Linked DNA regions of Mus musculus: regions 1 and 3 are each linked to region 2. Evidence: chromatin loops called from intact Hi-C (ENCODE). Cell type or tissue: gastrocnemius. All regions are shown on one strand. Region 1 overlaps Gm35466 (a long non-coding RNA gene). Region 2 overlaps Dpep1 (dipeptidase 1). Region 3 holds the start of Mir7079 (microRNA 7079).

Region 1 (2,500 bases), 360 kb before region 2:
TGCCTGGCCTGTGGTTTAACCTCATACTTGGCATATTGCCGGAGGGGCCGGAGCCGGCCCAGGTGGGCGACGAGCAGGCGATAACAGGCCGTGAGGTGTCTGTGAGAAAGGCTCAGGCCAGGAACCAGATCTCAGCACCGTGAGCCAATCCTCATTTGCTGCTTTACTAAGGAGGGAAGCATTCCACACTCACTGCATAGATCCACCTCAAACAGCACACTGCGAGCTCCGAAGTAACGCTGGCCCTCAGTGGCTCGGCGCACACTGTGCTGGGTCTTGTCCACTTAAGACAAAACTGGAGTTATCTGGGAAGAGGGGATCTGTTTGAGGAATTGCCTCCATCAGATGTGCCAGTGGATACGCCTGAGAGACATTGTCTTAATTGCTCATTAATGTAGGAGAGCCCGCCCACTGTGGGCGGAGCCATCCCTAGCCCAGATGAGCCTGGGCTATGTAAGAAAGTAGCTGAGCAAGCCAGAGGGTAGGCAGTGTTCCTCTGTGCTTCGGTTGCTGACTCCCAGTTCCTGCTTTAGGCTTTGACCATGTTTTCTCTCAGTGACTGGTAGGACAGCAGCTCAGAGAAAACTACCACAGGTATCGTCCTGTGGGTCTGCCTGGGTGTGTCAGCATCAGTGCCCGGGAAGCCTAGCGAGGCTGAGGGAGTTTTGAAGTGCAGTTGATCCCCAGTCAGCACAAGGTGGCCACAGTTGTTGGTGGTGGTTTTTGTTGGTTTTTTTATTTTTCCAGCCAGGGTTTTTCAGTGTAGCCGTACTTGGTCTGTCATGAGCCCCCTATCGGATGAGTAGACATCTGTACTGTCTCCCCAGGAAACTCACTCTGTAGACCAGGCTGGCCTTGAACTCAGAGATCCACCTGCCTCTGCCTCCCCAGTGCTAGGATTAAAGGCGTGCGCCACCGCGATCACCTGACTGCAAGCGACTGTTCTTTTCCTGTGTGCTCTTGAGAGCTTCTGGACCACATTGCCCATTATGGGGCCTGAAGGCTGTGGAACATCGTGCAGTAAGTACATCCTGTCACCAGCAGGGGGCAGACAGAGCCCTTGGCACTGGATGGGGCATCTCAATATAATACCTCTATAGATAGACTCCTCTGTCCCTGGGAGGTGCTTAAAGAGCCAGAAAACCTTCTATAGGAGCCACCCCACGCCCACCCCCCCCCCCAGGTCGGGGCTCATGTGCCTTCCTGATTTGCCCCCCTGCACCCTTTTCCACTTAAGGTCTGGCCCTGTTGTGTAACAAAATTTCCTGGGGAGACATTCCACATGTCTATTCACCCATCCCCCCGACCCCCAACAGACCCAAGTACAGATACCAGGAAAGCCCAACTTGGGGAGCCAGTGGGTTTTATTGGTGTTTCTTACAGGAGCAGAAATTACTCAAAGACAGTTGTATCACCAAGGCTCACGGCAGCATGGGTGACAGCTCACAGAGCTGGGAGCCTCGAGAGCACTGCACAGCCTGCAGGCAGCACGACAGGTTGGAGGTGTCCTTTCCAGTCTGTGCTCTAACCCTCTGCCAGGCAGCTCTGCTGGTTTCTGCTTCTTCCGGGCAGCTGGTCTGCGTTAAGAGTCTTTGGAGCTTGGTTCTGCTCTTCTGCAGAGGGAATCTCGGTTTCTATTGCTTACTCTGGCATGGATGGGCCTGGTGAATCTAGTCTGTTTTAGGGACTTCCTGAAGCTTCCTGAGTTATTTAGGGTTCCTATTGCTGTGAACAGACACTGTGACCACAGCAATTCTTATAAAGGAAAACACTAAATTGGTGCTAGCTTACAGTTCAGAGTTATCATCATGGCAGGAAGCATGGCAGCACGCAGGTACATGTGGTGCTGGAGAAGGAGCTGAGAGTTCTACATTTTGATCCATGGCAGCAGAAGGAGACTCTGTGTCACAATGGGCATAACTTGAGCATATATGAGGCCTTAAAGCCAGCCTCCATGGTGAAACGCTTCCTCCAACAAGGCCACACCTCCTCTAACAAGGCCACACCTCCTAATAGTGCTACTCCCTAGGGGTCACACGTTCAAACACAAGTCTATGGGGTTCAAATGACCACACTGAATGTCCACCACGTCTCCTCCATAAATCTCTGGCCAATACCGACAGTAATCTCTAGTTTGGTCATAGAGAAAGCAGCCACAGGGACAGGTGTCTTAGAAGTTGATTTAGGCTTAGTGGTGATGGCCTGCTGGTGAGCCTCAGAAACCCTGCCAAGCAGGTGAAGGGACAGCTGAGCCTACGTCCCTTACACCTCAAGTCTCCATAGTGCGCTGCCGATGAGAGGGAGTAAGAGCGGGTGGAAAAAGAAAAGGTAGGGGATTAGGTAATCTAGTTTACTGTCCCGGCTGCCATCGGAGAACAGCAGCCATGGTCCTGCGCTACCCCATGGCCGTGGGCCTCAACAAGGGCCACGAGGTGACGAGGAATGTCAGCAAGCCGAGACACAGCCGGTGCTGCAGGTGCCTCACCAAGCTCACCAAGTT
Region 2 (2,500 bases):
ACAAACAAGCACACTTCCACCTACACATAGACACACCCGCAAGATAAGTGAAGAGGGCGGGGACGGGCAGAGGGGGCACACGAGAACAAAGCGTCACATATGTATGTATGAAAGTGTCCATAAGACAGGGAGCTAGAGATGTACCTGAACTGGCAGAGTCTTCTCTAGCGTTCACGAGGCGCCAGGGCTCTAGTCTATCTTCCACATATAATTAGGTGTGCCCCACACCAGGCAGTAGGAGGCCAGAAGATCACAAGTTCAGGGTTACACTCAGCTAGTAAATTGGAGGATGCAGGAGACCCTGCCTTTAGAAATGGGAAAACAAACAAACAAACAAACAAAAAGCCCTCTCCAGGCAGTGGTGGCACATGCCTTTAATCCCAGCACTTAGAGGCAGAGAGGCAGGCGGATTTCTGAGTTCGAGGCCAGCTGGGCTACACAGAGAAACCCTGCCTCAAAAAAACAAAAACAAAAACAACAACAACAACAAAAAGAACTCAATGACAAACATGTAATTCACTGAGAAATCACAGAACTGATATCAGGAGGAGGCTACCACTCCCCAGAAAAGAAAAAAACATGCCGTCTGCAAAGGACTGGGGTAACAAAATATTATGATTTTATTATTATTTATATGCGGCTGACCCGACGACGACGTTCCTATCAACAGCTCAAGTGAGACAGACTTTGGAGCCTTCAAGCTCATGGGGAAATGGTTTACAACCCAGAACTGCACATCCAGCAAACCGTTGACCTGGTCTGAAAGCTGAATAGACATAATGCAGGCTTGCAAAAGCTCAGAAATGTGGTCCCTGCACACCCACTGCCAGAGGCTGTTGTGAAGACCTGTCCTAATCAAGTACGAGGCTAAGCCAAAACGGAGGAACAGTTAAAGCACAGATAATAAGTGGAAGCCGTAGGCTCCAAGCTGGCAGCTAGGGATCCTGGAGGAGGCGAAGCCAGATGAGAGCGCTTGGGAGGGAGGAGGCTGTGGTGTGAGGAGCCTGAAAGACCGGGAGAGTGTGGGAGCGCCACCCAGTGGGAGGACCTGGGCCAATCAAAAGTTCAGAACAAACGGGAAGACACTGCTTTTTTTTTTTTTGGTTTTTCGAGTCAGGGTTTCTCTGTGTAGCCCTGGCTGTCCTGGAACTCACTCTGTAGACCAAGCTGGCCTCAAACTCAGAAATCCACCTGCCTCTGTCTCCCGAGTGCTGGGATTAAAGGCGTGTGCCACCATGCCCGACTAAGACACAGCTTTTAAAGACAAAGGTTTTACTCTGCAGCCTAGGCTAGCCTCAAATGTGCCACTGTCCGACCTCAGCCTCCCAAGTGCAGGATTATAGAAGTTCTATGTATGAGCAAGTCAGTGTCTCGCCCTCTCCCAAAGGCTCAGTTCTGAGTCCTCTGACTCAGTGGTTCCCAGCATGTGGGTCAAACGACCCTTTCACGGGGGTCACGTATCAGATATCCTGCACACCAGGTATGTACAATACGATTCATCACAGCAGCAAAACTACAGTTAGGAAGTAGCAATGAAAATAGTTTTATGGTTGGGAGTCACCACACCATGAAGAACTGTATTTAAAGGGTCCCAGCATTAGGAAGGTTGGCTTTTTCTACTTAAGAAAAGAAGGCGACACAAGGACTTCTCAATTTTGAGAAATGTGAGCAGCTCATAAAATCCCAGATCGACCTACCTACAGTTGATGAAGCGGGATTCGAACCGGGAGCTCCAAGGCACACTATTCTGTTGTGTCCGGCCAGCAGACCACAACCTGGGTTCTAGCCTGGAAAGGCATTTTGGAAACCTGGAAGAGAAGAGGGGCTAGGTGGCGAGAGAAAAGAATGTAGCCAAGACAGTTACTCTGATCAAGGCTCAAATTTTATTGTTGCGACACTAGTTATGAAGGAAGGGGGAGGGGACCCGATTCCCGCCGAATAATCTCTGGTCCAGTAGAAAGGTGCACGTGTGTGGCTCCGCAGGTTCCAGCAGTGGGCGTGGCAGAACGAATGAGCAGGAAGCTCCACCCCTGAGCAAGCAGGTTTCAGGCTAGGGGAGGGGAGACTACACTATTCTGCTTTTGTGCTTTCCACATCTGAAGCAGGAGTGGAGCTCTAGCTTGATGCAGTCTAGGCAAAGGCTGCAATACTGAGCGCCAATCCCCAGCTCCTTTAGGGCTTTCCAACCAGCACAGAGATGACCGGAGACATTTGAAAAGCAGTTTTCAACAATCCGAGCTGGGCGTGGTGGTGTGCTTATACAATCCTGGTACTTGGATCGCATGAGTAAGAGTTCAAGGCCAAGCTGGGCAGTGGTGGTGCATACCTTTGATCCCAAGCACCCAGGAGGCAGAGCCCCCGAGTTCAAGGCCAGCCTGGTCCACGAAATAAAGTTCCAAGATTACACTGAGAAATCCTGTACAAAAAAAAAAAATGCAAAATTGCAAACAAGCAAAATAAATATCCCAAGAGAAATGATAAGAAGAGAGAACAGGCCGGG
Region 3 (2,500 bases), 85 kb before region 2:
ACCCACACCTGCATCTGCTTTGAGGGTTAAAGGCAAGCCCGATCTTATGAAGGAATTTTCTCATTGAAGTTTTTTCTTCTGCCATCACTTTGGCTGTGTCAAGTTTTAATAAATTCACCAGAATGTGCCTTACAGAGGTTGTGGCTCTAATTTTATAATATATATTTCCATATATAAGCCAAAGCTGGTTTAGAACTTAATTTGTAGTCTATGGTGGCGAAGACTCAGGATTCTCCCATCGCAACCTGACAAATAGTGGGGATTTACTTATCCCAGGGGGTGGTTCTGCGCCCGGAGGGCTGAGGCAGTGAGTCCTGTGCACAGGTCCTGTAGGCTCCTGACTTCTGTTCTCTTTCCAGGTGTACAAAAAGGAAAAGGCCAGAGTTATCACAGAAGAAGAGAAGAACTTTAAGGCTTTTGCCAGTCTCCGAATGGCCCGTGCCAATGCCCGACTCTTTGGCATCCGAGCAAAAAGGGCGAAGGAAGCTGCAGAGCAAGATGTTGAAAAGAAAAAATAATTCTGTGTTGGAGAGCTGCAATAAATTTTCCATAAAGCAAAAGCTGGGTTTCTTTGTCTTTTTTTCTTGAGCAATAGTTGTGTGTTGCAGGTTTGAGTTAGAAGGTATTCCTAAGAGATGTGATTGAGTTTCAGCATTTTGGGCCTTAGTTATAACTGAGTGGGTGGGAGACTGCTGTTAACACCAGCTGCTGAGCTCAAACGTCGTAAATGCCATAGCCCAGCCCTAAAATTAACTTCAGCAGGGTCTTCCTTGGGGTGGTCGCTGTCTACTGTATCAGTAGCTGTAGCAGGCTCTTCTAACTTAGCCCAGAGGAAGGCTGGTGCCTGGATTTTGTAGTAACTTGCCCCTCTCTTCCCTGGTGTGACAGGATTAGGTTTGCCCCGACAGTGACTTAGAACCATGGGAGTCCTGTATTACCCTGCATGTGCAGTGCCTGTGGTGCCTGAGGCATTCTTACTACATACAAAGAGGAGAGCCCCAGAGATAGGTTTTGGGGCCTGAAGTTTTTTCTTTTTGGCCCAAGCATTCTTCAATACCTGCCTTGTCCCCCAAGCAGTAAACCACTAGAAAGCACCCTGGAAATGGGTCCCATGTTTGAAGGATTGAAGTTACTTGGAAGAGTAACGGGGGTAACATGCCTACCAGTTCGAGGGCACCATGCTGTGCCCTAGGAACAAGATATATAGGATGGCCAGGCATTGATGGCACACACCTTTAATCCCAGCACTTGGGAGGCAGAGGCAGGCGGATTTTTTAGTTTGAGGCCAGCCTGGTCTACAGAGACATTCAAGGCTAAACAGAGAAACCCTGTCTCAAAAAAAAAAAAAGATAACCTAGGATGGTGCTAGACTTGGTCATATATGAATGTCCACAAGGGGGCAGAAGTTTTTAGTACAGGTATGGTAAATGTGAAATTTATTTGTGTTAGGCCTTGATATATGTGTTGTGTACAAATCTGAGAAGGATTTAAAATCGTAAGATACCATCAGGAAGTCTGGCCCTCTGCAAGAGCAAGTGTGCTTAACCACCCACCAGCCATCTCTCCATCCCCAGGTGAGGGGAAGAACTTGATGCCAGGCTATGAGTGCAATTGAACATCCTTAGAATTTGTGGCCACTTACACAGATCAGCTCTAGTAACATTTAGTACCATCTAGGGACCATTTTGGTCTTTTTTTTTTTTTTTTTTAATTTATTTAAATAAGTGGACTGTAGCTGACTTCAGACACACCAGAAGAGGGCATCAGATCCCATTACAGATGGCTGGGAGCCACCATGTGGTTGCTGGGATTTGAACTCAGGACCTTCCGAAGAGCAGTCAGTGCTCTTACTCCCCTGAGCCATCTCTGCAGCCCCCATTTTGGTCGTTTCTTTGGGGTTGCCCCTCACTCTGTTTTTGAGACAGTCACTGTGTACCCTAGCTGTCCTGTGTAAACTAGGCTGGCCTCAAACTCATATCCTCCTGCCTCTGTTCCCTTAGTTTTGCTTTTTTTGGTTTTGTTTTTTTAGATTGATTTATTTATTGTTATATGTGAGTACACTGTAGCTGTCTTCAGTCACTCCAGAAGGGGGAGCCAGATCCCATTGCAAATGGTTGTGAGCCACCATGTGGTTGCTGGGATTTGAACTCAGGAACTTTGGAAGAGCAGTCAGTGCTCTTAACCGCTGAGCCATCTCACCAGCCCTCCCTTTGGTTTTAAAAATGTTGTAAATTTAGTTTTTGATTTTAGATAGCCGTTTCCTGTGTAGGTAGCCCTGAATAGCCAGACACTCAGGCTTGCCACTGCCTGCCAAGTTCTGCATAGGTGTGTGCTATTGCTCCTTGTATCCTTTTAAGAATGTATATGTGCCTTCATGCTCATGCGTTTATGTGCACCCTGGGCCTGCAGGAGCTTGCTGTAAACTGCATGGACTCTGGGAAGCTCCTCTGCAGTAGTGGTTAGAATGGGTAGGTGAGGTGAGCTAAGCCTGGCTGGGTGA

Evidence for each region. Hi-C counts contacts between places; a loop is a spot of excess contacts. Peaks named below come from ENCODE experiments on the same cell type or tissue, not always from the same donor. Only the 100,000 strongest peaks of a DNase experiment are listed, where the experiment ranks them.
Region 1: a loop joins it to region 2, with 2.6 times the contacts of the local background. A loop is called at or near these places in 19 of 42 quality-filtered maps.
Region 3: a loop joins it to region 2, with 9 times the contacts of the local background. A loop is called at or near these places in 27 of 42 quality-filtered maps.

What each region holds. Positions count from the first base shown.
Region 1 is chr8:122,834,167-122,836,666 of GRCm38, forward strand. Gm35466 (a long non-coding RNA gene) reads left to right here. Exons shown (of 3, transcript XR_388150.3): 2 at 892-1,020; 3 at 1,384-2,500. Among named protein-coding and RNA genes, the nearest start is that of Gm35466, 12 kb to the left of the region's middle. In gastrocnemius, a CTCF peak has its summit at 1,040 (motif pointing right); a DNase peak (open chromatin) is centred at 1,044.
Region 2 is chr8:123,189,910-123,192,409 of GRCm38, forward strand. The region is part of intron 1 of Dpep1 (dipeptidase 1); the gene reads left to right. Among named protein-coding and RNA genes, the nearest start is that of Dpep1, 4.9 kb to the left of the region's middle. In gastrocnemius, a CTCF peak has its summit at 1,042 (motif pointing left); a DNase peak (open chromatin) is centred at 1,006; H3K4me3 peaks cover 688 bases; H3K27ac peaks cover 1,270 bases.
Region 3 is chr8:123,104,685-123,107,184 of GRCm38, forward strand. Rpl13 (ribosomal protein L13) reads left to right here. Exons shown (of 6, transcript NM_016738.5): 6 at 360-560. The coding sequence ends at 518. It overlaps Mir7079 (microRNA 7079), which reads left to right and starts at 291; the gene lies at 291-359. In gastrocnemius, CTCF peaks have their summits at 1,394 (motif pointing right) and 2,087 (motif pointing right); no DNase peak of the experiment used is centred here.